Regions from separate parts of the Mus musculus genome. Here regions 1 and 3 are each linked to region 2. The links are chromatin loops, found by intact Hi-C in ENCODE. Cell type or tissue: left cerebral cortex. All regions are shown on one strand. Each heading gives the region's core, and the rest is flanking DNA. Links, peaks and the distances in the headings are about the cores only. Region 1 overlaps Lsamp (limbic system-associated membrane protein). Region 2 overlaps Lsamp (limbic system-associated membrane protein). Region 3 overlaps Lsamp (limbic system-associated membrane protein).

What was found. Peaks named below come from ENCODE experiments on the same cell type or tissue, not always from the same donor. Only the 100,000 strongest peaks of a DNase experiment are listed, where the experiment ranks them.
Region 1: a loop joins it to region 2, with 13 times the contacts of the local background. A loop is called at or near these places in 2 of 42 quality-filtered maps.
Region 3: it touches region 2 in a loop (7-fold over the local background); 2 of 42 quality-filtered maps call a loop at or near these places.

Annotation. Positions count from the first base shown.
Region 1 is chr16:42,074,267-42,085,318 of GRCm38, forward strand. All of the region lies in intron 3 of Lsamp (limbic system-associated membrane protein), which reads left to right. Among named protein-coding and RNA genes, the nearest start is that of Gm52229, 120 kb to the left of the region's middle. In left cerebral cortex, for the core only: no CTCF peak of the experiment used is centred there; a DNase peak (open chromatin) is centred at 5,519; H3K27ac peaks cover 1,740 bases.
Region 2 is chr16:41,997,558-42,008,609 of GRCm38, forward strand. All of the region lies in intron 3 of Lsamp (limbic system-associated membrane protein), which reads left to right. Gm52229 reads left to right here. Exons shown (of 1, transcript XM_030249356.1): 1 at 1-11,052. Among named protein-coding and RNA genes, the nearest start is that of Gm52229, 39 kb to the left of the region's middle. In left cerebral cortex, for the core only: no CTCF peak of the experiment used is centred there; DNase peaks (open chromatin) are centred at 5,693, 6,082 and 6,759; H3K4me3 peaks cover 529 bases; H3K27ac peaks cover 1,190 bases.
Region 3 is chr16:41,932,870-41,943,921 of GRCm38, forward strand. The region is part of intron 2 of Lsamp (limbic system-associated membrane protein); the gene reads left to right. Among named protein-coding and RNA genes, the nearest start is that of Gm52229, 26 kb to the right of the region's middle. In left cerebral cortex, for the core only: no CTCF peak of the experiment used is centred there; DNase peaks (open chromatin) are centred at 3,001 and 5,516; H3K27ac peaks cover 5,464 bases.

The DNA.
Region 1 (11,052 bases), core at 1,725-9,724, 77 kb after region 2:
AAAACTGAAGGGAAATCAAGTGTAATCTCAAACCAGGCTTAATAAATGCTGTTCCTGTATCGATGAAATGGTGTTAATAAAAGGAACTCACTTGGTTACCTCTGCTTTCCCAAAGACCCTGTGACACATGTTACAGGTGGCAGAGCTCCACCACAGAGTGCATTTCTGGCCGAATGTTGAAGGAGAGGACCACAGTGAGAAATTCCCCAGGCAAGTGACCTCATCTCTTCTTTCTTGTTTCTGACATTGGCAGAAGCCAGTAGTCTGGATGGGAGCTCTAATTGCTTTCCATAAGGTTCCAGCACCTGTTTCCAAGGTCCATTGGTCAGATGAACAGACTGAATGCCCAAAGTCGTGTTTGCTATTTGTAGCTCTGTCCTAGCTTCATGACCTTGGCATTGTGGTACCAATTGCCCTCACCCTGCACATCTCCCCATCCCACTGCAAAAACAAGAATACATAGTAATTTCTCACCATCAAAAAGTGTCCAGCTCTTATGTCCTTTACGTTCTGGAGTATGAGATGCCCCTGATGATCAGCCTGGAAGGAGATGGCCTCTTTTATGAATCTGCAGATGTTGATGGAGGTGAAGAAGATAAACATACTGGTATCTCCTGCCAGGATTACATACTGGATCTCCCTTGCATTGTAAATAAATGACTTTTCCAATTCAAGTCTGTGTTTCCTACAGTATATGTCCCCAATTATGTCCTGTTCACCTAAGCAGCCTGTGACTTTAATAAAAGCCTTTTCATGGTTTTATGTTACTGACTCAATAGCAAAAGGATCAATTTATATTAAAGGCCACATATTAAAAATTCTAGGGAAGACTCTGGGGTATCCATTGGAATTTAATTGAAATCAGTGTTATGTTGTTCACCAGTAAAAAAAATGAACAGGTATATTTGGGGGGTTCATAATGGCAGGACTGTGTTGTGAAATGAAACTCAGCAGGGATGGAGGGAAAACACTGATTTATTTTCTGGATGCTGTGACTGTGTGTGCACTCAACGAACACTTACAGTATCATTGACACTTCATATTAGCTCAGCTGTGAGCTCCTGTCTTTCGAAGTACCAGGGTGGGAATGCGGTCCTTTTATTGTCTACAATATGGGAAATATGTGAGAAACTTTCTGTAATTAATAAAGACAGAACCAAATCTGGAAATAGTTTGTGTTCCTTGAGTGTAATTTTGACAATTTTATAGAGCCTAGGAATTACTACTTTCTTACAGAGAAATGGTTCTAGTTGATAATGAGCTTATCAGTTAAGTGACAGAAGAGGTATTTTGTCTTCAACATGCCTTGAAGTAGAGTATGACAGGCATGTACTCAGAAATAGGGGTGGCAGGGAGCTTCAGAGCCACAGAAAGATTCCCTAAGGAGTTTGTGTTACCATAAGGAAGATAAATAACTGTAATAATCAAAATCTGGTGATGTTCAATATGTACTATGAAGGTGTTAGGCAGAAGTTTTTTAAGAATCTAAAGGAAAAAAAAATCTAACTGAATCCAGTTTGGAAAAGCTAGATGGAGAAATGGTAGAACATGCCAGCAGTTCTAGTCAAAGGCGAGGAGTGAAGAATGATGATGTTGTAGGGATGGGGACAATATGAGATGGGTGAACAGCAAGGTAAGTGGTGGTGATTTTACAGTGGGTGAAGAAGGCTTTTCAGAGTGAATATAAAGGACCAACACAAATAGAATTACCTGTCAGGATAAGCACCGTGAAACTAAGTGGGAGACCAGCAAAGAGGTGAGAGAGACACAGGTAAAAGTTAGGGGACAAGTCTGAGGTTGAACTGGTCTCGTAAGCCTGACTGTGGCACATCTTCTAGTTTCATAAATGCGGGGGTCTTATGTACATTGTAACTCTATTCTTAATTTTCTCTGAGAGATACAGATAATATTTCTATTTTCTATTCTATTTTCTCTTTTACTATCCGACAACATGTTAAATGTCCATAAAACTAAAAGATGTTCCTTGTGATCGATTTGTCTAAATTATATTTTTAAGGAAGCTGAACATTTCCTGTGAATTTGTAAAACATTTGATAAGGTTATTTCTAGTTTGCAAATACAGATATTAATAATAATCCCTAAGATACACATAATGGCTCCTCACCATTACAGTTGGAGTAGTGTCTGCTGTCCTTTTTCTATCTTTATCCCTATTGTTCCTTCTCTCTTTTCCATTTCCCGTCAACTCACTCCTTCTAAAAGATAATATTTTACCTTTTCAATGAATAGACTCTTGATTGTATTGTTTTCCTATTGCTTCCCATTGTTCCCCTTCTTCCCATAATTGAGTTCTTGCTCTTTTGTTGTTATTGTTGATCTTTCTTCTTCTTCTTCTTCTTCTTCTTCTTCTTCTTCTTCTTCTTCTTCTTCTTCTTCTTCTTCTTCTTCTTCTTCTTCCTCTTCCCTTCCCTTTCTTCCCTTTCCCCTTCCCTTCCCCTCCTTCCCCCCTCCTCCTCCTCCTCTTCCTTTTACATTTATTTAGTGTGCGTATGTGTGGAGACATCTGTGGGCCACCACCACACACACACACACACACACACACACACACACACACACACACATACACACGAAGATTACAAGTCAACTTTTGAGAGTAAGTTGTCTCCTTACACTTTGTGGGTTCCAGAAATCAAACCCAGGACATCAGACTTGCCACTGAGTATCACTATCCACTGAGCCATCTTGTGGACCCACAGCCCCGTTTTCATTTCTGTTTTCCTCCTATCTATAGTGTTGGTGGAGAAAAATATCATACTTTATACTTTTTACAAGTTGTTCTGTTTTATAACATCTAAAAATACATGCCGAACTCAGCTTTCATATTTATTTAATCATAAAATTATTTTATGATACAGCTTTCCCACTAAGAATTATTTTAATGGGAACTCCTGGTGGTTTATAGATTTTTTTAAATTATTGCTCATTGTTATTTTATTTCTTTCTGTTCGGTGTTTACAGTTTCTAAATGGACAGGATTTTTTTTCCTAGTTAAATTTTGTTACTGTTTTGTAATTTAATTGTATTTGGCCAGAGACTGTAGTGTGTAGATACCAATCTTGTTGAAATTGTTTTTCTTATCCTTAAATATAGTCAATTTGTAATTCTCAAGAAAAGATAATTTTTATTCTCCATTTTAAAAACATGATTATTTTATACAGTTTCATTAATTAAATTTCATCTCATCTAAAATAAAACATTTAAATAAAGCTAGGATCATGATAAAAGTAGAAGGAAGACTAAGTGGAGTAAATATCTATTATCTATTATTTATTATATGTTATGTACCGTGTATTATACACACATATATATGGAGAGAGAGAAAGTTTGGTCATTAATTAGAACTATTATGACAATTAAAAATTTAGGGCCAGGCAAGGAAATATACCCAGTCCTAAGGAGGCTGAGAAAGAATTGTAAATTCAGGGTCAGCCTATGCTACATAGTTAGTCCCCCACCTCAGAAAACCAAAAAGCTTGAAAAAGCAAAATGGATAGATTTAAAGACATTGCCATTTAGTTTACTGATTGAACTTAAGCCTACAGCTTAAGGCAGGAAGTTCAGGGAATAATCCGGTGAGGGGTAAAGTTTGGATTTAAAGTGTTGCTTTTCAAATGTTGGTATGGGTAGCTTGGTGAAGGCCTATCTTGAAGCATTGCTTGGGAGGCTTCTACAAGCAGGGAGTTATAGCCGCCTAAGTTATGGAGATAGAATTAGAGGAGAAGCAGCCAAGGGCACTCTTTGAAACCTACAGGAGTATATTATTATATATGCTGCTTCCTTATATGATTTCCCATTAAATACTTTGCTTCTAAATTGTCAAAAGGTGGTAATTATGCAAGTTGGCCTTGGTTTTAGTTACTGACAGGGAAAACTCAAACTCCCAGACCCACAGTGTTGCTGTTGGTAGAACAGCTTAGACAGAATGTGCCTATAAGCCAATGTCTCTGCTTTATCTTCTTTTCTTGAGGGAGGAGACTGCTAGACTTCCACTACACACAACTCAAATAGAGGTGAATAGAGAAATGCAGGGGGGAATAGGTTTGGGGGATGGGGGAAAGAAGGTTATTTATATTTGTCCTATCAAATTTAAGAGAAGAAGTCAAAACATTTGAGCAAAGAGTACTTCCCAAAACAAGGACGAAATGGATGTGGCTCCAGACATTTTTAGATGTACAGTCTAAGCCATGTACACAAACCATCTGTATTCATCTGGAGGCAGGATGCTGAGGCTATAACCCACACGAGCACTGGAAAGAAGGTAACTTTTTTCTCCAGTTCACTGCCATTCTTTTGCTTTTTGCTTCCCCTCTGATACTGAAGAAAAGAGTCAAGCAAGTGAGGCAGTCATCCTCTCCTCTTGTTTGTATCCCTTCTCACTTACCCTCCCATCCTACCTTAGTGCTAGCTGATGGCAATTATAGATGAGCCTCAGCTTCCTACTCTTTCCAGCTTTGGGGTTAGAATCTATCGGGAAACCCAGCTGTGGAGGGAGAGAACTGTAAGAGCTTGGGACTGTTCTGCTTGCCCTTCCTCAATGTCTTCCCTTATAGAAGCCCAAAGACTAGAAAGTAGCATCATTAAGGTTTCAAACCACTCCAAACTGCCACCATATTGAGTTGAGCAAGAAAGTAAGAACCAAGCATCCTAGGGTTAAATGCTAATTATAATTCCACAAACACACTATTTCTCATGCTTGAAGCACTGCTATAAGGATGAAAAGGTTTATAATCCACAGAGGCTAAATCCCGACCCTCTGTGTCATGTCTTAAGAAAGCAGGCCATTCCTAATGACTACTGGGAACATCGTATTTCTGTCTGGAAACTGGGCCTGTCGCTCTGAAATAAATTGGAAGTGAGTAAATATAGATTCCGATGCCATTTTTAGAGTTCTATTGTCAACAGTAAGCATAATTTAAGCTTGAGCCAGATGCCACATCCCCTTCTGATATTTAGGAACCTAGATTGTTGCTGACTGTGCAAAGCTAATGTTTGGACTATATATAGAGATGGATATGAAGACATTGTAATCACCTGACTGAACAACGGATAGCACATTGGACTTCTAAAAACATTCTAATTGACAACATAAAACAGCATCCCATTTAGATTTCCTAGTAAGTTGATGCTTAAGACCTCATGGCTTCACAGGGTTGAGTTATGAGCACAGTAGAAGACATCTTTTACTGAATTCACATTGTCTTTGCAAGGACATGGCATAAAAATAGGCACTAGGCAGTTATATACAAAGGAACTCACAACACTCGTAATAATATCTTTCTTTCAAAGTACCTTTCTCTTACTCGCCATGGAAAGCAGGGTAGGTGATTTATAGGGATTGTGGATACTCTGCTCTGCCTCCTCTTAGCAAAGTGCGGCATCTTTTCTTTATGTAATTCCTCTTTTGGAGAGCTTCCTAGTAAGGCAGTGCTCTCTGAAACAAACAGGTGTTAAAGAAAATCTGATGCAAATAAGGACTCAGGCTGCCACAGCGATGCATGCTTTGTACCTATATAAATGCACTTCTCAGAAAGCTCTCACTGTTGAGAGGAAAAAAGAAAAAAAAAACCTGAAAGGAGCCCAAGTCAGCTAAAAATTTATCCTTTACACCCCGAATGCATCTGCTTCTATTTCAGATTGGCAGCTTTAGATGTGTGGATGTGTTTAACATATTAAAATGAGGCTCCTCTATTCTTTTCCATGATTTCAGTTCAGTGCTGTCTTTAGGGTTCTTGATACTGAGCTAAAGTGCTTTCCCTCCATTTTATGCTGTGGTGTCATCAGGAGCACCCCAGGGCTCACTCCTGGAATCGGTTGAGGTGGCCATTGCCTGGCAATACTTCGACTCTTACAGATCATTGGTTCAGAGTAGCAAAAAGATTTTCGCATTCACCAGTTCCTCCTTGTCTTCTTTGCCATCGCATACAGTGGTAGCTCAGCACTACAGATTGACCTGAATCATCAAACATGTGTTTCCCTACCCGTGTATCTTCCTGTTTTCTAGTGAAGTTTGCCTGATTTGAGAAAACAGGGTGACCCATTAGTGTCTAATTTGCATCTTTCTTGCTATGATAAGCTCCAAGAGCTTTTGCAATCTGGGACAAAAGAAGTGCATTTGTATTACATCGCCCAATTAGAATCCATCATTAATATTTATTTATTTATTTATTTATTTATTTAGGTTTTTCGAGACAGGGTTTCTCTGAATAGCCCTGGCTGTCCTGGAACTCACTTTGTAGACCAGGCTGGCCTCGAACTTAGAAATCTGCCTTCCTCTGCCTCCCAAGCGCTGGGATTAAAGACATGCGCCACCACTGCCCGGCATTAAGAGACGTCAGGGTAGGAACATAAACAAGAAGTCCAGAAGTGTCAAAGACCACTGCACACTGGCTTACTCTCCATGGCTTTCCCAGTTTGTTTAATTATATAACCCAGGACCACCTATCCAGGGGTGGTGCCACCCAGAGTGGGTTCAGCCCTCCCACATTAATCAATGATCAAGAAAATGCCTACTTACAGACATACAGATCAATCAAATAAGGGCAATTCTTCCATTGAGGGTCTCTCTTTTCCGAAGACTCTAGTTTATGTCAAGATAACAAAAAAGATATTATCAGTGAATCAATTATGTTCTATTGAGCTCAACAATATCCCCTCTGAGTGTTTGTATGTGGGACAAAGTAAGAGACTCAGATTTTGCTACTAAAATAAACAGGGTATAGTAACCTTAATTGAAGCTTAAAATCTTGTCTGTCTGTCTGTCTGTCTCTGCCTCTGTCTCTGTCTCTGTCTCTCTGTCTCTGTCTCTGTCTCTCTCTCTCTCTCTCTGCCTGTCTCTGTCTCTGTCTCTGTCTCTCTTTCTCTCCCTCTCTCCTGGAGATTCACTTCTAACCAGAAAATCCTAAGAAGTCCAAATTAAAACAAGCAAACAAACAAATGTTTCTAGAGCAGCATTTCCCAAAGCATGGCCGTGTCCTGTGTAAAACAGTAAACTGCCAATTGAATTGGGAGATAACAATGCTTTATCTTCTGGAAATTCACATTACAGATTGAGATTTTGGAGTTTAGAAACTCTTTATATATGATATATATTATACACATGTCTATACATATACAAGTTATATATGTACATATTTCTATATATATATTTTGTGTATATATATATATATATATATAAATACAAAATAAAGATATTATTGAAAAATAATCTACTAAGCTGTTCCAGTCAAGTATTTACACAGGTTATTTTTCACATAGGAATCATTTCCTGCATAGGATTATCGTTATTCAAAATGTATGAAAACATTAAAACCTATATTCTCCAAAAATATAAGCCAAGAGATCTTCCTTCCCCTGAGTGTGAGCACTTCAGCTGGTAGCTCTCCTTTTCCTGGAGCTTATTAAACACACAGGACTTCCTCAGGAGGATTATTCAGGAAGTATAGAGTTGGATTTGAATTCAGAATGGAAGGCCAACCTGGCTGGGGCTCACAAGTTCTCCTACAGGAAGTGGCACTTTGCCTGTCACTGTGGCTTCCTGACATCATTCCCCTCAGACATCAAATTTGCCCTCCCGATTTAATTAACAGGAGAGCCTGAGGTGGGAAAGGCAGTGATTCTTGCCAGAGGCATTTCTGAATCTATTCTAGCAGGCCGTGCTCATCTTTGCCTTTCAAAGAAAGTCCAGACATTCTTAAAACATGTTCTATTTTTAACAAAACACTATTAAACTGTCATATACCCTTCTTTCTGTTTTCTTCTCTACTGCTGCTGATGGTGACCAAGATATTTGTGTGGGAATAAAAGCTGTCTTCTTTATATTCAACCTATGTCACTGCTTCACTGATATTATTATTTTGCATTTCTATAGACTTTATCTTTTCAAGTCCTTGCAATCATTTGTTAGTTATTCATCCCAGGCTTCTTATTAAGTGGAACAGTGTGATTGCCCACTTCTACCCTTTCCTCCCCTCCCAACTTCTTTTCCCTGTGAGCAAGAAGAAGTAAATAAATGAGGGCCTACTGTGTGCCAAGCTTTTTTTTAAACATCATCTCATTACCATAATACTCTAAGAGTAAAAAGAATTCCAGATGAGATTTAGTGAGACACATGTCATTCTGCCTTCCTTCTTCCAAGTTCTCTGTAGAGAAAAAAATAGACAACCTCAAAAATAATCAAATGAAGAGACTAATAATCAGCTTTAATAAAAGCCAACAAGCTGAAATATCCTCAGTCATTTTATGATATTCATCTACATACTAAAATCTAAACCTTCCTGATTTAGAGTCTTCAGTAAGAAACCCCAGTGGAAACTTGGACTCATATGAAGTTTTTATCCCATCCTTATCCTATACTGGGCATCTAAATCCCTAGGACTGTATTTACTCACTCACACTGGCAGAAGCAGGAAGTGGCCATAAAAACAGTTATAATGGTGCATGCCCGGAGCCCCACCACTTAGAAGCCTGAAGTAGGTGATTATCAAGTCTTCCAGGCCAACATGGGCTACAGAGTGGAAAAAATGTTTCCAAAAAACAAAAACAGACATGAAAGTCTAATCCCAAAGGCAGACCTTTTTGGGGGGAATTTTCAGAGCACAAAGGTCCTCATAAGCAAGAAACATCAGAGATACAGCACAGTTTAGAAAACCATGTTTAAGGCACATACAACCTACACGTGAATATACACAGAGAGCTGAGATTGTGTTCCACAAAGTAGAGTGTTTCTATTTAAGATAATGACATATAAACTCTATGGAACAATAATGGCAACCATCTTCAGCTTAGGAAAATGAGGTAGGCTGCAGGCATATCCTTCCCTTCTTGCTGATGGTATAGATCATCAACACCATTTGCAAATGAGACAAACAAAGGCTCAGGTAATTGGATGGTGCTGGTTACAGAAACCAATGAAAAGTAGAACAGATGATCTCTTTGTGTGCTGCTTCTGACAGTCCAGGTAGACTATCTAGTCTGCCCAAACACACTTCCCTTTCAGTAGCTACAAATCCTACCTTTCTATAATCTAGTAATAGTTGTTCTCAGGGAGCAGTGCATATTTTTATCCACCTACCTGGGTATCAAACACATTATCAGCTCCTTCATGCAACTAGGTAGCAGTAAATTTCAGTGGACTCCTCGGTAACACGTATTTTGACAGTTTAAGGCTACTGATTTTACCCTGGAGAATCTTAACATGAGTCTTTTAATGTTAAATTTGTAGAATACTAAATATTGGATCTAATAACTTGGGGGCGGGGGACGGATAAATATTGGCAGAAAAGGAGAAGCAAATACAAAGTGAAAAGAATATCTGAAACTTTAGGAGAGAGTAAGGACTAAGAAGAAGATAGTATTACAAGAAAAAAAAAGTAAATATTCTCTTTATTGTATAGAGACATGGAACAAAAAGACAAATAGTCCAAAAGATTCTTTAATTTTAAATAAGCTGGTGTATCACAGTAGCAAATATTCATGATAATGTCATGGCTTTCCAATGGAAAGAAGTAGAATCAATAGAAGTTTGTTTTTTTTTAAAATAATATATGTATAACATGTCACACACACACACACACACACACACACACGAATGACATATCTATGAGAAAGTTCAAGTTCTGTCCAGTAACCATGTTAAATATCTTACTACCTAGAGGAAACCATTTAGTTACTAAAACCCAAACAAAAACTGGCTCGCCAGAACAAATAATTGGTAGACTTCTGGATGTGTATATAATGTTACAGACATATTTTGCATCCTGCCAAAAACAAGTACCCTTAGAAAATGCACAAATCTGTCTCATGCTCTTATGTTTTAAACATACGTGCACATATTCATGCTACTCCCACTGATACTTACTCCATATTCCATGCATCCATCAGGAGGAATTTTACCCCTTTGGATTCACGTCACAGAACTCATAACCTAGAAATCTGTGTTGTTTGTCTGAGCTTCAAACTTATCTTACCATTCTGCCTTTTTATTTACTACATCTAGAAACTAGATTCAGAAAGATCTAATGATCAGCCCGTTTGTGTAGCCAATGAAATTGGGTTATTTCAAACAGTTCCTGTTTTGAGGAACTATTACCCAATTCCTGAAACTTATAGCCGTATCTTTCTGGTCAGATGGTATGGAGTTTGTCTCTTTGACTGTCAGTAGAAAAGCACTGACTAACAATATCAAAGTGAAACATCCCTGAAGTCCTTAGAGATACATCTGCCAGGCATCAGAGACTTCATAATTCACATATGAAGATTAGAGTGCTCTGATGACAGGAGCCATGGCTAGTGAAACTGAACAAAGACTCAAAGGAAAATCGGATAAAGGATAAAAGCCTGCGTTTACACCTGATGATTCCAGTAATTGTCAATGGGAAGAAAGCATAGCACAAATTACTTGATAGGCCATGAATAAATGTCACCCTGCTTTTAAAAATATACTTCTCTGAATTTACGGAGGTTTATTAACCCTTAATTTGTCCCCTTCTCCGCTCTTTCTCTTCTTTACATCTGCATTGGGTTCTCTTAAAAATAATGAAAGGAAATCAAAGTGCCTTTGTAAATTTTGACAGCTAAGTTGCAAATAAATTGATTAGAAACCCAATGTTTCTTTTCTAATTTAAATAGAGGAGAGATTTGTGGGTAATATGCATAAGATGTGCTCACTGGCAACAAGCTAGCAGTAGGAAAGAGTGAGAAAATATGGGGGCACCAGCAGCCTTGTTCTGCTTTTAAGCATGAGATTGATTTTAAATTTTTCTTGTGTGTCAGTTTCATTACAGGCAAATTAATCCTTCTTTCTATGGCTTGAAGTTTGTTTTTCCCCTGAACACTAATAGGAAAAAAATGTCTTGATGTTTTTCGTTTTTCATAAGTAGTGAATTAAGTCTGAATGTTGAGTTAGGGGTCCTCACACAGAAGACAGTGGTCTTAAATAGGATGTTTTTTGGTTTTTTTTAAATCCCTTCCTTTTTCATTTAATTGTATTTTCTCATTTCCCAAATTTTAGCATGAAAGCAGAAAGAGCAGACC
Region 2 (11,052 bases), core at 1,313-9,312:
ATCAGAATGCACTTCATATATTAGTCATCCATTGCTTCATTGATGCTGCTAAATGCCACATGGATGTTGAGATTTTTCTGTAGTGAGCCACTACATTTTCCTTTTGGTGTCTGGGAAAAAAAAAGCAGCCTTTAATTTGTGCTTTTTTTTTTTAAATGGCATTTTTAAATTGGCAGAGGCATCAAGGAAGGAGTAGAATATAGAAATGTTGAATTTCCATGGCATCACTTTTATAGAAAATTCCAGCTGACCTCTTTAGCAAGCTATTCAGACTTTTGCCTTAGGAATGGGCTTTTTCTTTCTTTTTATTTTTTTAAGTTTCTGTGGACAATGATTGGTTAAGAGATAATGGTGTGCCCATGGGGGCAGGGGGAGGAGGAAGAAAGAGGGAGGGGAGAGACAAAGTGGGGATGCTAAAGCCAGCATAGTCAGTGGCAAGCAGAAAAACAGAAAGTGAGTAAGCAGTTAAAAGTTAAACAAACAAACAAAACAACAACAAAACCCGACCCTGGCTCTGACTATGAGGGAGAGAAAGAGGGGACAAGGAGAAATAAATAATCTCTGTCACATGAGATGCCATGTCAAGCCAATGTGGGCTAATAACAGAAATCCAGATGACAAAGAGCTCAGCATCTAGACCAGTGAGACCTTATCAAAGAGCTCTTGGACTGGAGTCATGCCATCTGTATTTTCTGTATTTACTTCCTAACTTCCTGTCGGTAAATATTTCATTCTTTATATTTTGTCTTTCCTTCCTTCAAGAATAAAATATTGAGTCATTGATTCTCCGCGTTATCTTTCTTTTCTTATGAAAAATTGTTTTCCCACAGCAGAAGTGATTACAGTATGTCCTCGATGGACCTGTAACTCATACTTTCTCATTGCCAAAGCCTCCATCATCAACACTGGTGCATACCTAGCCACACAGAAATTGAGATTTTATATATATATGCTCAAATCTTCTTGTGACTTCATGCTTAGAAAGAATAAGATAATTTACGTAGGTAAACATTGGAAAAGGAACTAGGGGAGAAACATTTGCTAAAATTTGAATGTGCAGATATGGTTTTGTTTGTTTGTTGTTTGTTTGTTTGTTTGTGGCATTGGTTAGAGTCTCTTAGAGATCAGTATTTGGAGAGTGGAGCCTGTCATGGTAAAGGAAGAGATCATGGGACAATATTGAGTAAAATACTATAATTGTTAATATTGTCAAGCCCATACAATCTAGAATCATCTTAGAGACAAGCCTCCAATTACTAAGGAATTACTAAGATTAGGTTAATCTCTTCAGGTGCCTGTGCTTGTGCCTGTGAGGGATTATCATGATTAGTTAGTTCTGGTAGAAAGATCTACCATACTGGGCAACACTGTTCCCTGGGATTGGGTCCTGGACCTTATGAAAAATGGGAAAGTCTAACTGTGGATGCAATGTGACCAGCTGCTCCAAACTCCTGCCACCCTGATACCTTCACTACAACACACGACACCCTCCACCCTCCAGCTAAATCCTTCATTCCTAAAAACTGCTTCTTTCAGCATCTTATATCACAGCAACAGAAAATGTAAATAAGGCCAGTGCAACACAACTCAGGTGACCTTTCTACTTCTAGATGACTAGCCAATCAGAATTCAGATCATGTAGATACTATTCAATCAGTATTCATTACATATGTCTAGCAACCTGCAGGTGTTAGAGAATAGATGGAAGACAGCAATGAGATATGTAATAAGATCACAAAATAACAGATAGAAGGAAATTCCACAAAAAGTTGAAGGGTTAATAGACTTGCAAAATGTATTTTCGGGCATTATAATATTTACACACTTTTATAAGATCACATGGTCAATGATGGTCAAAAAAAAAAACAAATAAGTGAATTTATAATAGTACCTACTGCCAAATTTATTATAAGAGGCCCAACTTTGTATAAATATGTAATGAATTGTTTCAGAAGGAACTTGACAATGGCTCCTTAGTAAGCATTAGAGTCCTGCCATTTTTCTGAGAATCAGTTTTGGAGAACAGGACACTCCAAAATGCCTGTCTAGGTTTATATTCTATCTCTTGAACTTGCTTCTTTTTAGATGTGTTTTCCATAATACAGCAGTTTCTATGGCACAACACTCATTTCACACCACAAATGCCATGCTGTTCTGGGGCTATAATTTATGGAGTTTAAATGAGAATCGAACTCAGCCAGGGACCAAGGAACTATGACCTCAGGTTGAAAAAAAATCCTTTAGACACACTCCTCACGGCTCTGGTTATCACCAGTGAAATAACAATTCACCTCTATGTTTGCTTTTGCTGGAACTGACACTGTAAGTAACAAAATACAGTGAGATTTCAAAGAAAGGAAAATGACCTTTAAATTTTCTGAAGCATAAAGGCCACTTCATGCAACAGAGAACAGCAAAAGCTATGTGGCCTTAGGAGGTGAGTGAGATGAGTTAGATTAGGGGATAAAAGGGGCAGGCAGCTGGGACCTTGGGGTTTGTCCTCTCTGAAGTCGCAGGACTAAGGTCTCCTTTAAATGGAAAGCAGAGGTGGGTGAATATCAAAAGTCCTCGCACAGATAACAACCCAAAGATCTCAATAATTATGCGAGGTGACAAGAACTGTAAAAGCTAACCTGCTATTTTCAAAGTGTTCCAGTATGGTTCTATAAAAACAGAACTGAAGAAGCCCAGTGAAAATAAACATATAAATGTGTCCTACTAGCTGTAGTCCCAGAGATCTTAGAAATTAAGACTATTTTCTTTCTAGACTACGAAGACTCAATCTCAAAACATGAAAACACTATGGGCTTATTTCTCTTACAGTTAGCTTTTAAGAAGTCCAGAGACTTGTGAGGAAATTTTAAAACTACCAAAAAAGATTTCAAAAGCTAAATTAAATAAAGTAATTTAAATTTTTTGTATTTTTATGAAACTAAATGGTTAAAAAAAAGTTTAAATGAGGTGATCATTTTTAATGTGGAGGGGGCTATCACGGACTGAGACAAAAATATTTTCCCATATGTTTCCAACCTCACTATCCTTAGAAAAACCCTTAAAAATCTAATGGGGCTTCTGATAAATACTTTGATCAATAAATCTTATTGAAGGATGAAAGGGAAGAAAACAACAGATCTAAAAGTAGATAAATTTAACTTAATGCCTACATAAGGAAAACAGTAAAGTAAGTCCGTTAGCTAGCACAGGGAATCTTTAAGCAGCAAAACCATAAGCATAATACACAATACACATTTACTTCATTAAATGCCTGCTGTGTGAAGAGGTATTTGTATTGAAAAAGATATACCACAGTTACAAGAAGTTTTTTTCTGTACTCTAGAGAAACCAAATGTATGGTTATCTGAACAATTATTCATGAAATCCTCCTATTCAAAGCAACTCCACTGTCCATTTTATTCCAGAGACTTTAAGGAACAGAGATTTATCTGTCTCTCCTGGAAGCATGTTCCAAGGTGATATGAAGAAACAATGTTGTAAGCCCTCACTCTGGACAGCACCCATTGTCCAATTTATATTTATGCTCTTAGGTCCGACTGTGTTTTTAAAGGAAGCCACAGAGCCATCACAGCCGAATTTCCTAATACCAACTGAGTGGTCACTCCATCAGGAGATACTTATATCTAGCACTTTCCAATGATCTGGTAGACATTTCATGTTGGTTTTGATAGGACTAGCACACATTTTCTCCAAAGTCTTAAGTATCATATATCTTGGCTTCTTCCTACCTCCTTCTGCCATATAAGCTAGAAGTTTTAGATAACAACAATTAACCTTCTCAACCATAGGAGTTCAAGATGAGCTTTTTGTAAAACTGAAGGGGATCCTCCAGTAGCAGTGGCTTCCCTTTTCCTTTTATCCCTTTCTCCCGTCTGAGTCCTTCTTTATCAGGCTGCATCTCTCCATCTGTGTGTTCTTTGCCTGTGCTTTAAGTATTTCACCTCTGCAAGCAGATAGTGATCTCATTTCGGGTTTTCAATGTTCATCTATTCATGTTTTGTTCTGTATGTATACTTTGATTTCAAGTAAATTTGGTCATCATCAGTCCATTACTAATTGTGAAAATCAGAATTATCCTCCCAACATCGTGCATTGTAAAAGTATTCATTGTCTCAGCAGCCCAAATTGCCTTCAACAAGATCAAAGGGAGGCCATAGGTGAGGTTTGTTTGAATTTTTCTCTGACATTTTTCCCTCCACCTCATGCTTCTCTCAGTTCTCTTTCTTCTCTCTCTCTCCCTCCCTCTCATCCTCACTCCCTCTCTCCCCCTCCCTTCCTCCCTCCCTTCCTCCCTCCCTCCTTCCCTTCCTTCCTTCCTTCCTTCCTTCCGTCCTTCCTTCCTTCCTTCCTTCCTTTCTCCTTTTCTCCTTCTCTTCTTCTTTCTCCTACCCTTCTCTTCCCCATCCCTTTGATTCTTTATCATAGTCATCTTTATCTTCTTCTTTCATTTTTCTTTTAGGGCTACCCTTTTACTCTAGACATTACTCACTTCTTATGATCTGTGAAATGTAGAGTATTTAATACCTTGATGTTATCTCCAAAAGATATGGAGTATTTGCATGGTAAGTATACAGTTAACAATCTCGATAACCAGAGTTCACTTACTTCTTGTTTTTCTTCCCCATTATAAAAGGAACAAAATGTCTTTCTTAGACACCTTTTGGGTTTCAAATTTTGTAGAAAAGTGCCAATGAATAGTTTAGAATAATCCTAAAGGGAAAAGTGATTCATGATTTGGAAGAGGTTGGTCAAGGACAGCTAGTCAATCACACTCTCTGATCTTGAGGTTCTTTATCTGAAAATGGGGACTTGTTTATCTTCAGTCATTGTTGAGATTATCAAACTGTAGTTTGATATATTAGTGAGTCTTATAAATTATAAAGTATTATTCATGCCCATTATATTTTCTTTCAGAAAGCAATATTTAACAGAACCATGAGTTGGCCTGAAGGACATAGTTATGAAAAGGACATAACTACAATCTCCCTATTTAAAAACTAAAGCCACATCCTTCACTTCTCAGAACTGGGTCTTTGGGGATTTCATTTAAAAGACCATTCAGAAAGAATGCCCATTGGGTCTGTTATCAAATCTACCAATTTCTTAAATAACAGGATTAATTTGTTCATAAAAGAATACCTTTCCAGTGCATTGATTTAGCATCTTTACTTACTTTATAAATGGGATCACTGGAGTGTTCTCCAACCATCTTTTGAAATGTAATCTTGAAAAGAGGAAAGAAGAGAGAGAGAAAAAAGCTAGAAAGAAACAAACATTGTTGAAGGGGCTTTTTGAGAAGTCAAGGTGTTAAATACTACAGAGCTTACTGTGGATGGCTTGTACTTTAGAAATCTCTGTTTTGAGAGAAGGAGGATTATTTGGTGGCTTCAAAGGTGTTTATTCTTGAATATTCGTCTCAGTCATCATCTATACACCATCTCATCCTTCCTCTGCCACATCTTTGAATTTCTTTCCATTCATCATGTTCCTACCCTTACAGAGTCACTGAAGCTGAGTGGTGAGAGAGCATCATCCTCTGGCTGATTCCAGCTCATCCTTTGCTTTCAAACTGCAAGGTTGTCACAGAGTTCTGCTTTAGTCCTCTGCCTTGGTCTTCAGTACAAATCAGAAACATGCTAACACCAACCCCTCCTACTAGTTACAGACTTCTATTTAAAGTATCTTTCCATAAAGCTCCTTTCTTACACGCGTTCTCACGACCGGCCAGGAAGAACACCACAAACCAGAATCTTCTGCGGCAAAACTTTATTGCTTACATCTTCAGGAGCAAGCGTGCAAGCCTCAAACCCCCCATTGCTTACATCTTTAGGAGCCAGAGCGCCAGAGCGCCAGAGCGCCAGAGCGAGAGCTCTATATTTTACATCTTTAGGAGCAAGAAAGCAAGCCCCAAGCCCCAAGCCCAAAAACGAAAGCGAAACCCCTTCCCTCTTAAGGAGAGTTATCCTTCGCCTAGGACGTATCACTCCCTGATTGGCTGCAGCCCATGGCCGAGTTGTTGCCACGGGGAAGGCAGAGTACATGGGGTGGAGAAATACCCTTGGCACATGCGCAGATTATTTGTTTACCACTTAGAACACAGCTGTCAGCCCATCTTGTGACGGCGAATGTGGGGGCGGCTTCCCACACTCCTTGATGTATCTTATGATTGTATCTCAGACACAAAATGTCCTAAAAAAAGATCCCAAAATCCACTGGGAAATTTTCTTATGGCTCGGGAATACTTCATATGCCCCAGTATAGGGGAACTCCAGGGCTAAGAAGTGGGAGTGGGGGGGGGTTTAGGGGAACAGGGCGAGGGGAGGGTATAGGGAACTTTCAGGATAGCATTTGAAATGTAAATAAAGAAAATATCTAAGGAAAAAAAGATGCCAAGGTTGTAAAGTTCACAAGTAGATTTATTTATTTATTTATTTATGATCCCTTAATATCTTTCACTATCAAATCTTCCCATATTTACTTACAAAACATATGGCAAACCTGAACTTCACATTATTCTTTTTGCCTTCCCTACCAGTCTAATGGAAGACATCATTCTTCCTTCCCTTGTGGTATTATTCCCCTGGAAGGACTTCCCACATCTACCCCACCTACCCCATCTCAACCCTAATCTGTTCTTAGAGATTGCTGCCAAATTAATCTTCCTAAAGTACAATTTAAATCATGTCATTCTACTACTCCAAAATGTTTAATTGCTTTTTATTATCCATTGAATAAGATCCAAACTCCTTAAAATAACATTTAACACCCTCCACCATCTGGTGATGTCCCACATTTACAGACATAGCTCCCTTCTCCCTCTTCCAAATATCTAATGCTGCATTCAGACTATAACACGTCCTTCTGCTTGTCTCAATTCATTTACTCATCCCATCCTCTTCACAGTAATGTTCCCTCTTCTCCTTGTTCTCTATGGGTATTTAGCAGAGGGCTCCAGCAGACAATAACACATAATTCAAAATAAATTGAGCAATTGGCATTGCCATGCTGAATCCTCCCAATTATCCTATTACATATCTACTGTTTCCAAACTTTTACCAGCAAATATGCTGAGGTGTGTATGGTTTTGTTAATTACTACAACTAGTATAGCTTTCTATATTTGTTCATATTAAAGTCATTGTTTCAAACCTGAATCCACTTGAAAGATTTGTTTTATTTTTAATTATGTGTATGTATGTGCACATCTGTGTGGGCTATAAACAACTGAACCAGCTCTTCTGCCCAATCCAAATATTACAAGTGCTTCTGTTCTTTCAAGTAAACAACTTGACCCCTGGCTTAATTTCGAAGATATAATTTCAGGAAAAAACTTAATAATAACACATTAAACACTAATAAAAATGTTGCTTCCTTGGTTCATTCATTTACATACAATTTACATGCAAAAAATCCCATGTTCTTGGTGGATTGCTCTATGAGCCTAGTAGCTCTATCTCTGGCCTCCTGTGCTCTCCTTTGAGTGGCATCTCTAGCTCTGGGCTCCTGCACTCTCTTTGAGTGGCATCTCTAGCTCTGGGCTCCCTGAACTCTCCGTTGAGTGGCATCTCTAGCTCTGGGCTCCTGCACTCTCTGTTGAGTGGCAGTTCTAAAGTTTTTGTTTCTGGCATTGTCTTTTCAGAGTCAGGTGATTTACTTTTGTGTATTCTCCAAGTAGTCTGACTTAATTTTGTCATTTTTTTTTCCTCTTTACCCCAAATTTCTTTAGGAGTGCTGAATGTTGTTAATATGATTTTTGGTAATTACCTGAATCTTCTTTAGAATATAATTTTAATTATGAAATGAAAATTTGAAGTTTGTCCAGATAATTTAAAAGCTGTCATTAATTATAATCATAATCCATAGATTCCTCCCTCATACACACACACACACACTGGGAGAGCTTTCTGATTAGTATTCTGAGTGAATGAAATATATATAATTAAAGCTATTTAATTCATCTTTATCTGCTGGATGCATAGACTTTATGACATATATTGTTATATAGCCTTGACTATTTCAGAAAATATGCCTTCACTAATGCAGTCACACAAAAAGATGACTTTTTGAAGAAGCCCCCTTTCTAAACCACTGCTGGCATATGATTTCCTTACTCTTTATTGAACAATATTAATTTATTAACATGTTAAAATTAACATTCATAATAATAGCTTTCATTCGGGGACTCTGTGCACATACAGTACTTCACTTTGTTCTCCTTCTGCCTCTGCTCCTGTCCTCTGCTTCCCCCAAACTCCTTCCTGATGCCTTTTGCTTCTATGACACATGAATTCCATTATTCCTTTTTATTCCTTTCTTCCCCTTACCTCAAAATTCTTTTTTCCAGTCAAATGAGTCTCTTTCATTATCTATATGCATATGCCCACACAGGTGTACAGGCATGTGCACATGAGCACACACACAGACACACAGCTAAAGTCCACATGTGAGCAGAAACATGTACTATTTGTCTTTTAAGTCTTTTTTTTTTACTGGATAGAATGATCACTAGCCAGACTCATTTTCCTACAAATATCATGACTTGCTTTTTCTTTAGCATTGAGTAAAATTCCATTGTACATGTGTACCACAGTTTCTTTATCCATTCTTCTACAATTCTTAGCTATTGTGAACAGTGCCACAATTAAGTGAAGGCATGCAAGCACCTCTATGATGTGTTTCCCTAGAGATCTTGTATATACACGGGAGCGGTAAAGCTAGGTCATATGGTAGTTGCATTTCTTTGTTGTCATTTTTTGAGAAAACATAACACTGACCACCATAATGGCTACACCAGTTTTAATTCCCATAGCAATGTAATTGTTCCTCTTTCCCCACATTCTTGCCAGCATTTATCATTATTTGAATATTTGTTGAGTACTTAACATATAATATAAAACTTGCCCTTAAACGGTTTGCCACCAAGTTGATTAACTGCAAACATAACAAGTAATGACAACTTCCAGAGTATTAATAACTGTAGTAAAAAAAGTTAGTGGCCTAGTTAATGCAATGTTTGCATCCCCAGAAGGGTAGAGAACTACCAAGATACTATCTAGCATAACATTGAAGCTGAGAAGCAAAGAAGCAATAATAATTAGGAGAATGAGACTTGAGTCAGAAGCAGCTTCACAACTTGAGCCATACCAGGTCAATAAGAGCATCACAAATAAGGGGCCTATTTTCATATAAAAGCCAGAATCCTTTGAGTATCTTGAAAACAGCAAAGAAAGTCTTCCCCTTGAGGGTTTTTGAAGATAAGATAAAGCCCGGTTGAAGAGCTTTCTCGTGAAGTTCTAACAGTAGTTATTCCGGTCACTAATGTATAAACATCCCTCTTGTTTTGACCTCTCTTTTTAATGTGCAGTTTTTGAGAAAACAAGTAAAAACATTCCCAGGCATTTCTCATCATAATACATTTCTCATTAGTTGGGCCAGGACAACTTTGAACTTTTCAAAAGAACAATTAAAAAACAAAAACAAAAACAAAAAAAACCTATCTTATTACTTCCGTTTCACTGTTCTATAGGTTTGGCAAACACTCATATGTAATATCTGTTCCCTACAACAAGAACATTTCTTCTGACACCCACCAATCTGAATAGGCACTTAACTTTCTGGGCCTGGCGTGCCTTAGCAACCTAAATGAAATGTTCCCTGCATTCTGCCTCCTTCCTCTCCCTCACCCCCCAACATTCATAATATGCCATTAAAGTAAAAGGGATTAAATGAATTATAATGCACAGAGATTACCATAACATACATAATGCACACAGATAATGGATCTTGTGACCTCACCTACATCATTGAATTCAGAGAAAGAATTCTCCCACCTCTACTACCTGATAACCAAGGGTACCAAAATTATCTCCCTTAATAAGTAGGTAAATACTCTATTTTTAAAGAAATTTTGTGAATACAAAGTGTCATGTTCCCACCCTAAGGATCTGTGTTTTCACACCCCATGGAAATGCCTACATATATCTGTGATATATACATTCAAATGCACAGCTAAAATATTCATATATACAGAACTCAAATCAAGAACTGGCCTAAAAGTACCTTGTTAGTGGGCATGCCCGAGCAGGCAGACCCAAATACAACTGGGGTCCAAGGACTAGATGAAACCTTTACTTCTGTAGACTAACAAATGAACTCACTCAAATTAATGTGTGAACTTGATGACTTCTATCATTGGAAATCTATGAGTACATACATTCTACCAATAGGTAAACACCAGCTTGGCAGTATTATCATTGCTGTTATAACAAAGGCCCAAACCATGAGCCCTTAAAGCTTTCCGGATGAAAGGCTTACAAGCAGAAAACAATCTGCCCTAGCGTTTGCTCTGCAGACTTCAAATTACTTTTCAACCTTTTCTCTGTATTTATCCAACTCATTGCAAAAGATGAAACACCTATTCCAAAGTGAGGAATGAGACTTCTGGGGGGAATACTATTTTTTAGGATGGCCTTATTATTTTCTGTTCATTCTCCCGATCTTTTATTTTTCCTTTCTGCCTAGTTCCCAGGTTTTAATTTATCATTTCTTTTCGATCACTCCACCCTCAATTTTTCAGGATGTCCTGCATCTTTTCTGTCTGCCTGGTCTTCTACCCTTTCAGAAGTACTGTCAGTTAACAGTCATATATCTTCACTCTATTCTTTCTTTTCTGTTACTATCCCCGTGGATGTTGCTTCCCAGAAGCCATGGTACCCATTCCTGGAACGGAATGGATGGCGGTCTCAGTGGTCACATAGGAAATGAGGCCAATGGAAAAGCAAGTGGGATGTACAGGCTGAGAAGTTTGGTAATGGGTTTGCATTTGAACCTAGGCAAAGACTGCCATTTCCTAACTGTGAGAAGTTTAGTTCACTCACAGCACCAAGCCCTGGCACTGATAGATCTTATAAAAGACTAACGTCATATCTATCTCACTGGGTGGTTGAAGACTGAGATAATGGTTTATATTTATTAGATTTTTCTGACTGTTACAGAACATCTTAAAGAAATGAAAGGCTTTGTTGCTGTTTGTTTGAGC
Region 3 (11,052 bases), core at 1,462-9,461, 65 kb before region 2:
TGTTCATCAAAGGAAGTCAGAACAGGAACTCAAACAGGGCAGGGACCTAAAGGCAGGAGCTGATGCAGAGGCCATGGAGGGGTGTTGCTTACTGGCTTGCTCCTCATTGTTTTCTCAGTCTGCTTTCATATAGAGACCAGGACCACCAGCCCATAGATACTGCTACCTGCAATGGACTGGGTCCTCCCTGAGTGATCAGTAATTAAGAAAATGCCCTTCATCTGTTTTTTTATTGAGGCATTTTCTCCATCTAGTTTCCCTCCTTCCAGACTCAGTTTGTGGCTGTCAAGCTGACATAAGCTTAACCAGCACATTAGGTAAACATCAGTTTTCTTATTCTAACTTCTCAACTTGATGATTGCTTCATTTGCTTTGGAGAAGGTTTTCAGGATTATGCAATTCCATCTGTCATTTCCTGATGCCATTTTGTGTAGTCCTTTGCCATAGACCTTGTCTATGTATATGTTGATAAGTTAGCTACCCATGCTGTCCTCCAGCAGTTTTAAAGTTTCAGGCCTTACATTAAGGACTTTGACCCATTCTGAATTGATTTTTTTTTGTGAAAGAAAAGTATCTCGTTCAGTCTTCTACATGTGGGTATTCAGTTTTCCTAATACAATTTGTTGAATGGGTTGCCCTTTTCCATTTAAAGAAAGTGGAACCTTTGCACACTTCAAGCATTAGCAGAAACTGCTGCAACCACTGTGGAAATCAGTATGGTGGTGGTTCTCCCAAACTATGAGACAGAACTAACATATTGCACAGCTATTCCACTCAAGATATATACCCAAGGGACTAAATCAGCACACTGGAGCCATACTTGAATAGCCATGTTTATTACTTTTCATAAAAGCAAGAAAATGTACTAGCCTAGCTACCCATCCACAGATCAATGGATAAAGAAAATTAGGTGTGTATGTGTATATATATATATACACATACACACACACACACACATATATACTAATCCATGATATATGTGGTGTGTTGCCTAAGTCTTCCTCCTGCTCAGAGGGGGCATTGGTTGAGAAGTCATGGATGGCTCAGACACCCAGAACTGGTGAGAATGTGGCAGCAAGCTCCTTTGTTAACTCTCAAAGAGTATTTTTTTATACCCTCTACCTGTGTCCCATTGGTCCCATAAAAGTGTGTCCTCCAAGTAGCAATTTCTGATTAGCTGTCATTTTCTGGGTCACCAATCTCTGGGCTCTCAATCAGGCTTCAGTTTGGCCCTTATGTAGAAGTTGCCTTTGCAGTTGCAAGGCCCTATTGGCAGTTAACTGACATTTATGTAGAAGCAACCACTGCCCTGGCATCTAGGCCTTCCATTCCTCCTACAATGGTGCACATATAAATCTCCCCATTATTCATCCATAATAAAAATTTATAACAAGACAATTATGGCTTTTGTGGGAAAATGGTGTAAATAGAAATCTTTATTTTAAGAAAAATAAGTCAGACTCAGCAAAACAAATACAAAGTATTTTTTCTCATGCACTCTTCCCCCCCCCCACTCCTGTGTGTGTATGTGTGTGAGTGTGTTTTGCTGGTGAGCTTTGTAAATGCCATACAACATAGAATCATCTCTGAGAGAGGCCTAATGAGTGACTGTCAACATAGAGGTCATCTGTGGGCATGTCTAACGGAGGTGTCTTAATTAAGTGCCCAGCCCACTTTGTGTAGTGCTATTTCCTGGACTGTGGGTCCAGAACTATATAGGAATGGAGAAATCACACTGGGCACAAGCAATCGAGCAACCAAATGGCCAGTTATCCACTCATTTCTCTCGGCTCTTGAATGTGACTATGAAACGACTCCCTAAAGCCCCTCTTTAACTTTCCAGCAATGGTGAACTGTGACCTCTAAGTGTAAGCTGAAATAAAGCTCTTTCCTTCCCTAAATTGCCCTGTCTGTTTGTCTGTCTGTCTGTCTATCTTTCCATTCACCTATCTATCCATTTATCTATGTATCTGTTTGTTTATTCATTTCCTTTTCTGCTCCATTCCATTTTCTCCTCTTATAAACTTAGGACTTTCTGCTGGGGCGTGGTTCCAATCACTGTGAACTGGATTTTGCTCTCTTAAAGGAGGATATGAAAAAGAGTAACAGAATACATGTGACCTGAGACCAGAACTGTTTGGAGGGATAAAGGGGACCAGCAACAGTGAGGCAGAAGTAGGGCTCAGGAGTCAATGGGTTAGGAGATGGAAGAAAGTAAAGATAAAAAGCAAAATATCCTGGCACACATGTATAAAAAAAAAAGTATGGTAATAGAACCCACTGCTCTGTATGCTAACTTAATAAGTAACTATAAACAGAAATTTGTTATTACACACATACAACCATTATACTTTCTCTAAATGATTTATCCTAGATTCTAAAGTATTACCATCTGCTATTCATATTCTTCTAAAAGACAAATATCCTGGAGTTTGAAAAGGGTTTTCAACAAAAGCAGCCCTACTAAGTCAGAGGAATTAGAGGCTCAGAATCTAGGTCTTCTCTTGTCTCATTCTTGGTAAATAGAGTCTCCCATAGATAATGCTGTGTGCTTATGTGGGTCAAGTCTTAATTTCTATTCCGAGCCACAAATTATCAGTCTGTCCCCTCCTATTATCCAGAAAGGTTCCCTAGTTGGTCTTAAAAAATAACTCCCATTCTAGAAATACAGAAATATATTCTGTGAACTTCCTTTTAAATATATTCTGTTTCCTGTTTTAAATGAAGAAATGATTATGTGGTAAGAAGAACTGCAAAATGCTCCAGGTAGAACTGTTTCACTATGGGAAAGATAAATATATACAAACCATGTAGAAACCTTATTTGTTCTGGTAAATTTTGACTCTTCAGAGGGAAGATCAGTGCAGAGGGCCTGAGGCTCTGCATTGGTTACATAACATACTTTCTTTAAATAATTCCTGAGGCTCTGTTCTCTCTTAGTGGGGACACAGAGAGAGGAATAAAATCCTGCAGGTACAAAAGAAGCCAAGGAAAGCCAAAAATATAACGTGCGACTCTCCCTCCCCCACCCCCCTGCAGCTGCAGTGTTTACCAGCTAAGTTGAAGAGGAGCTTGGTTAGACTACTGGAGAAAAGAAAAAAACATGCTCAGTAAAGTGTTCCCTCAGGCAGTTTCTAGGAATATCTCAGGCAGTTTCATAATCTCCATAGGTGCAAATATAGGTTGTGACTCCCTTGATGAGAAATGCTATCTTTCTTATTCAAATAATATTTTATACTGTCTTGGCCTGGATTTTTAAAGAGAACTTGCATTCATATCATACACCACAATTATTAAACTCAAATGTGAGGATGTCAAATTTCTAGGGTACTTGTCTGACATGATCAAGGATCTGAAAATGTGTCCTTCAAGGTCCTGAAAAAGAAAAATACAGATAGTCAGGACAGTTGTGTAGGAGAGAAACGTGTGACAAATAGCAAAGACAAAAGTGACATACTGAATTAGGCCAAGGCAGCAAGGTCTTTTGAATTGTATCTTCAGTCCTTAGAGCAGAGGATAAATGCATATGTCTCTTATACATGATGCTAAACATTGCCTGGGAACTACAATACATCATAACATAAAAATGGATAAAGAGACTAGAAGGTGAGTTGTATTTTCATTAGCAACGTGCCCATCAATGTCTCCAGTGAATGAAGACAGATTTCATACAATGGTCATTATCTTAGAACATAGGGAGATTTAGAAAACATCAACTCCAGTCTCCAATTTTCAGGCAAATGTGCTCTTACATAAAAGTTGTACAGTTTCCTTTTTAATGACATTTCTGTCAGAGTCATTACTGGCAGCTGCCATTGTAGATACCATTGAGTTTTCATGGCTTGTGAAGTCCAGGCCAGGCCAGGCCAGTCAACACTTGATGGGGTAGCAGCTCTGCCACCTGGAACATGCACATATCACAACTGGATGACAAGCAAGGACAGAGCTACAGTAGTGCATTCACTTTTCATAGTCACTTGCCTCACTTTCCCCAACACTGTACTGGCCAGAACCCAAGTTTGTGACCTAAAGCTCCCGCCAAGAGACTAGAAAATATAGAAAATTGTATGGATATCCGCAAGGGACAAGAGGCTTTACTTCAGCCCCCAGGCACATATTATTAGATGATAAATTGAGAATAGCAATTTGAAAGTGCCGTCAAAGTTAGCAGCCCACACATTAATCCTTCCAGGAAGCAGATGGACCAAAGGACAGGGTCCATAATTCACAGAGAACAAACAAGACCAATGTAAGAAATGTCCAAGCAGACAGCTAGCTTGGGAGCCAAAGATAAAATGTTAATGTGTTTATCTTTCCTTATGCATTGCTTTGGACAATGTGAGACATTTGAAACATTTTAATAGAGGGTGTTAAATGAGAGAAGATAGAAGTCTATTTGGAAAATATATGGATCCATGGGAAATGTGGCATCTCTGTTCTCTTACCCCTGTTCCTTCTCTCACCCCCTTAGCACATCAGTGGTGCTCTTTAAAGTTCTTGTGACTTTAGTGCAAGTGAACTGCTCCTCTGAGCCCCATGAGGATCTATGAACTATGATATATTTTGAGCCACTTTAATATCTAGTTGGATGAAGGACAGAGGATATAAAAGTTTTAAATGTGTGAATGCTGGATCCACGTGTCAGGAATAGCCATAAAACATGACATTTACAAATGTGAATGTCCTGATCTCAAATAATGTCATCAGCACAGCATATTCCTGTTTGGTTGACAATTTTTCTTTTTTACAATGCTTTAAGACACTTTAAGCAACATTTATAATAATTTACTCTACTTTGTAATTAGATTTACTGATTAGAATCTTGCTCATTTAGATAGCTGTTTTCTCTTAAATGGATGGCACCAGCTGGCTTATAGCTGAAACCTGCTCTGACTCTGAAAGCTGTCAGAGGGGCCAGCATAAGGCAGAGCCTCATGGTATACAACCTCATGTAAAAGTATAGAAGGGCTGTCTGAGTATTGCATTCTGTAACATTTCTTTGATAATACTGTATATATATTAAATATGTCGGAGGAGATTTTCTTTGAAGCCTAAGCTTTGGCTACTCTGAGCATACATTTAGTTTTCATGACAAGGGAAAAGGCTGCTATTATTTTCTGTCAGCCTCTAATCATTAGGGCAAACAGCTAAAAGTCTAGTTTGAAGTTGAGCCACTTGGGGTATTTCACTATGAAGACAAAGTGATGGGTATATAATTAACAGAAGAAAGCACTAGCAAAAAGCTAGGAAAGCATGGTAGTTATAAGTAGCCCTGACTCTGTTTGGAGACGAAGATGCTATAAGTTGTTCATTCTCTTATCATGCAAGCTATGGGAAGACTTCTAAACTTAGGAACTATCTATAGCTGCAAGTGTGACCAGTACGGGGAAGTTTGACTCATGAAAGCCAACTGCTCTCAGCAGCCACATCTCTCAAGCCTGATATTTTCCAGAGAATTGTAGCCTCTTCCTGAGGCCTCAGTAAGAGGAAATAGAGTACTGGACAGATGGGGTGGCTTGCCCTTTCTCCATGGGTTGTAAAGAAAGAGACATGGGCTGAAAATAAAGAATATTCTGGACAGCAACCAGGCTTGGTTCTCGGTCCATCTGGAGCTGCTGGAATTGAGAAAAACACAAGACTGCTGCTAGCTGCTGTAGTGTGAATCTCTTATTCAGTTGGTGACTTATGAGGAAGCCGTTCTTTCAAGCGCCTTCGGTCTCCTGAAATGAGGAAGACAAAACAGGCCTTCTGCACCAATGCCTGACTTCTTAGACTTCCTCTCCCCGGATTCCCAATCTCCGACTCCCTAAACCCCCAACTCCTTCGGTGTCTTTTACAAGACCCAGATGATTGGCAGAGAATGTCAAAGTAGCTGCCTCTACGTCCTGTCCCCTATCTCAGCCCATACACATAAACTCTACTTCATGTTCTGTAGAGTTCCAGTTGCTACCTAAGGTTGGAAGGCTGCTACCCTACGGATCACTGGGCAGGACCTAATAGAGAGCTGAGGCTGACTCTAGCAAGAGAAGCTCCCGGTACTGCTTCCCAGAGGTCTACTGATTCTGACCTATCCCGGAGGCATCTCTTTGCAGAGTTCTCTATCCCATACTCTTCCCACAGCGAAATCTTCTCCCAATATGAGCCCAGAGCTCCAGTACACGTTAAAATTGTCTCTAGCTAGAAGGGTCAGTACACACATCATGTTGTATAACCACAGCACAGTGAGATGGATACAAATGCAGTTGCAGAGGGTCAGGCTGCCTCACAAATCATTTGCGCGAGTGCTCCGGCCCCACAGCGTGTTACCAGGAGACTGCCTTTTGTGAGAATTGATCAACTCTCCTAAACACAGGTGTTGTGCATGTTTATGTGTGAGACTGGGAGGCCAGGTGGGCAAGATTTTGATAGGCAGTGTTTGTTTCCTAAGGACGTGGTGGTGCTTTGAATAAAACATCACGGCAGGGCACAGAAGCGTGAGAAGAGGAATCTTCGACATTTTCTCCATAACATGCCTAGGGCTCTGAACAAACAGGTGGGGGGCCCTAGGCCCCTCCATGTCTAACTTTACATTTAGCTCAAGATTAATTAGAGATGCACCCCCATTTGATATTCATGTGTTGAAGCAGAGATGGTGTGCTCCCTCTCTCACACACCCCTGTACCCTGCTTTGGACTTTCAAAAAGAGGATGGGGGAGAGGGAGAAATCCCACTTCATCATGGACAAACTTAATTCAGGCAGCAAAAAGACTTGGGTAACAGATCCATTTTCCACTGAAAAATTGCTTATGCTTTCCTGGCTATAGACATGAATATTATCACCATTATTTGGGAAAGTGCCTCAAAACCCAAATACCAAATTCTTTACAGTATAATATTGAAACTGAACAGAGCATAGAAAAGGGAAAATGAACTTTAGTAAACCAAGTTCCCAGAGGCTCTCCACAATTGTTGCCCTTTCGAACTCTGTGCTTAAAATAACTGCCCATATACCCAGGCTTTCTGATCCCTGGTGAGCTTCTGGGCTACTGTTTAGTTTAGTCCATAAGGTAGCATTCTACATGTCGGTGATAATGGAGTTTGAAATAGCAACACTCTCCATAAGTCTTCCCAAAACAATCAGTTGAACCCATTATCAACGTAATCAATTTGCTCTTTAGCTTTCTGGCATTGGTCCAGAGCCTCAGTTGCCCAATGAATGGCACAAGGTAGTCTTTAACAACAGAGTTATGGTAGGGACCAAAGAAGGCAAAGACACTGCTGGTTTGTAAACAGTTTAATGTGATGTCAACTAGCCCAGTGTTATTGTTAATGATTAATATTGTTATTTCTTGCCATTTTCAACTTCTTTATGTCCTGTTTTATTCTTGAATAGTCATTGATTTGCTCGGCCCAGAAAAGACTCACAGGAGAAATTTTAAGTCAAATGTATCAGTTCCATGCTTTGTTTTGTGATGTTCTCCTTACTCCCAAATCCTTCACAACCTTATTTACCTCTCTAGAATTCTCCAACCTATGTAGAACTGCAGAAAGTGTCTACCTCCCCTAGCTATATTTAATATTTGCTGGCAACTACTTTATTTTTTCCACTAGGAATAATTTTGGAAAAATTATAATTGGAATGAACTAATTCATGATTGTTATAAGAAAATGATGTGAATGTTCTATGTTCTGTCAAAAATGGCTTGTGACAGGCTTTGAACAGAAATAATGCAAAGAAAACAATTCTAAACCCTCCCAGTCCCTTGGTTTTTTTTTTTTTTTTCTTTCTAAATATTCTGTCTCCTGGACCCTGGAACAGTGGAAGGAATCAGCTCTTGTCAGCACCTTTGTTTTCAACACAAGTTTTGAAAAAACTCTTCCATTACAGTCTAACTCCTTCTTCCACATAAAGAACACCGTATACCTTAAACAAGGGGGAGAACAGAATTGGGGAGGGGCTAGTAACTTGGGCAGGAAATTATTAAGCTTAAGCAGTTCTTACAAACACCATGGTTATCTCTCATTTTTTTGATTCCCAAAATAAATGGAAACGAGATGACAAGAAGCCACCTTGAAAAGAGTGACGATTATTATTTTCTTGATAACGTCTTGTTGGCACTTCGGTGGAGTCACTAATATGCATTTTAATCCTCCTGGTTTACCTCTCTTCACTGTGGCCATGCCTAGCACAATCATTTTCCATTTTGTAAGTGCTCAAAGTGGCATTGGTTATTGTTGCCATTAAGCATAAGGGGTAAGATATTGTCTCTGAACCTGTGTACTGCTGCCTTCTGGATATTTATAGATTATTTCCCTTGACCTTAAGATTCTTTATGTTTTTTTTTTTTTTTATGTCAAGAATGTCTCATTCATCGTGAACTTTTCATGGCCAAAACATTCAAAATAATAAGGCCTAAGCGATATCTTTCTTACATTCGTGGGTTGTTTTGTTTTGTTTTCCGAGACAGGGTTTCTCTGTGTAGCCCTGTCTGTCCTGGAACTCACTTTGTAGACCAGGCTGGCCTCAAACTCAGAAATCCACCTGCCTCTGCCTCCCGAGTGCTAGGATTAAAGGCATGTACCACCGGGGCTCTTACATTCATTTTTAAGGAACAATAATGCAGCAGAGAAAAATTTGTTGTTTCTCCATGAGATAATTTGTGGATTCTACAATTATGCCATGGTGGTAGCTAAATTTTAAAGACTTACTTAGGAGAAAGGGTGGATTTTAGTAGCTGCAAGTAATATAAGCAGAATTTTTACCTACTCTAAGAATTATAGCCAACAGCCCCTGCAGTATAGAAAAGTGTACCCGTTGGAATATAAAAACAAGGAAAGTAACAGGTCTATTTTCTCTATACAGTCTTGGGGTGCAGCTCTCTTCCAGCACTTGGAACTCACCCAGTTGCTATTTGTCACCTACCCGAGGTAACCTAATATTTTTGAGCCTCTCTCTGCTCCATATTCTTCTACCTGCCAAACAGAACCATCTGCTCGGGTTGGACATTATCAAAACTCTGTTTTGTAAGTACAAAAAATTAAGAAGATATTTTGCGGCTATAAAGGGAAGATAGCAGTTGCCTCCTTTCCATCAACATCTGGAAGCTTATCCAGATTAACAAAAAACAAATACCAAACAGCTGGGGTAAGGATTCGGGAATATGAGCGGCTGAAGAAGCTGCTGAGTTGCTAAGGAAATGATGTCTCAGTGAGCAGAGTCAGAATGGTACCATTTGCACTTATTTAGCAAGGCAATGACCCATCTATAGAACCAGCCACTTGACATCCCACAGAGAGTGTATCTATTGCCGAAGCAGCAATAATGGACAGCCTCAGCTGGTCACAAATGCCCCTGCTGGCAGCTGGAAACTTTGTTCCCTTTTAAAGCAGCCCACACATTTGGATTACAGAGTCACTCTACACATTTAATAAACATAGTAACTATCATTTCATATACCTTCATTTTGGATAGACTTAATGTAGCAGAATTTGGATATTCAACTACCAGTAGCACACACTTTATCATAAGAAAGCATCCATCACTGAGTTGTGTGGAAGCAGTAGGCTGCATAACATTTCTTTGTCTAGTGGCTACTGTCTTTGAAGCATTTAGAGCAGTCTAACCCAAATTAACTGTCCTTTTTGATGGTAGTAACTGTGTTTCTGAAGATCACTGTATTGTAAATCTGACAGCCCTGGATAGTGCCAGAGACTCCTGAGGACCACTCTACAATGTGATAAAGTAGCTCTCAAAGGCTCTGGAGAGTTAGTCTTATGAGCATACAAAACTTTGGCCAGCACAGGAAAATGTCAGCCAAATCTCAGAGCACTGGGGAAGGGAGGGTTCAGGCACTAACATTTAGGTCAGAAAACTTCTCTTGCTGGATTAAAAGAAGTATTTATTTTTTTATTTTTGTAATTGCTTGTGTTGTTTTGGAAGGTAGCTGTGGTCAGCATACTACAAACACTACCGCACTTGGTTGTATCATTCTAGTTTTTCTTATTCTATTGATTTAAATTATTTATTTATTTGAGTGTAGAGAGGATCATGTGCCCCACAGTACCTCTGTGGGGATGAGAGAACAACTTGTGGAAGAACCATGTGGATCCTGGGAATCGAACTCAAGTCTTAAGTCTTGGCAGCAACCACCATTACCCACAGAGCCATACTTCTCATCCCAAACGTTTTCTTTTTATATATAGGCTCACAACAAGTTTTCTGCCTCTCCCACATTCTCACATACCTGCATCGTTTTGTACCATCCCTATCACTGTTTTGGTTTGTACATACATTTTATACCAGCTGCTACAAATGATTTCATCGTTCCTCCTAAATTACATTGTTTGGATCATTGCATGCATAAAGAGTTTCACTGATAGTTACAATGAACATTTTTTACACTCCACTTAACCTGACACACAGCCATCTTATGGCTTCTAAACTTTTTCTGTTTACCATGAACTGTGAGCCTGTTTGGAATCTTGTTCTTACAGAGCCTACTTCAGAGGCTCAAGTTTCTTGTTTAATTAATGGACTCAATAGGAGAAAAGAACAACACCTGTGGAAAGAGGTGAATCCTGCCAGTTGTTTTGTTCTCCTATGAACCAACACTTTATAGACTCCAGTAACAGCTTCGAAATGCCTGGCAACATCTGTTTCTTACATCAACACATTAAAGAAAACCTATATTTTACCAAGACCACTATAAATATGTAATGGTGGCACAATTTTAACTAGAGAACTTTTCATGGAAGGCCACACATTGTTCTTAAATATCTTGGTAAAGCTTATTTAAGCACGCAATTGTAAATATTCACATTGTAGTCATTTTTTATTACAGGCATAAACTACAAAGACATTGACTAAAGGGCAGAATATCTCTCTCTCTCATATATACATATATGAGAGAGAGAGAGAGAGAGAGAATTTCCACCCAATAGTATAGAAGAACTCAATACCTACCTACCTTCAGGATGATTTTTTTTTTTGCTAATGCTGGGTATTAATCATTAATTATGTATGATAGCAATCACTTATGCTTTTTGAAATATTAGGATATAGTATCAAGTGCC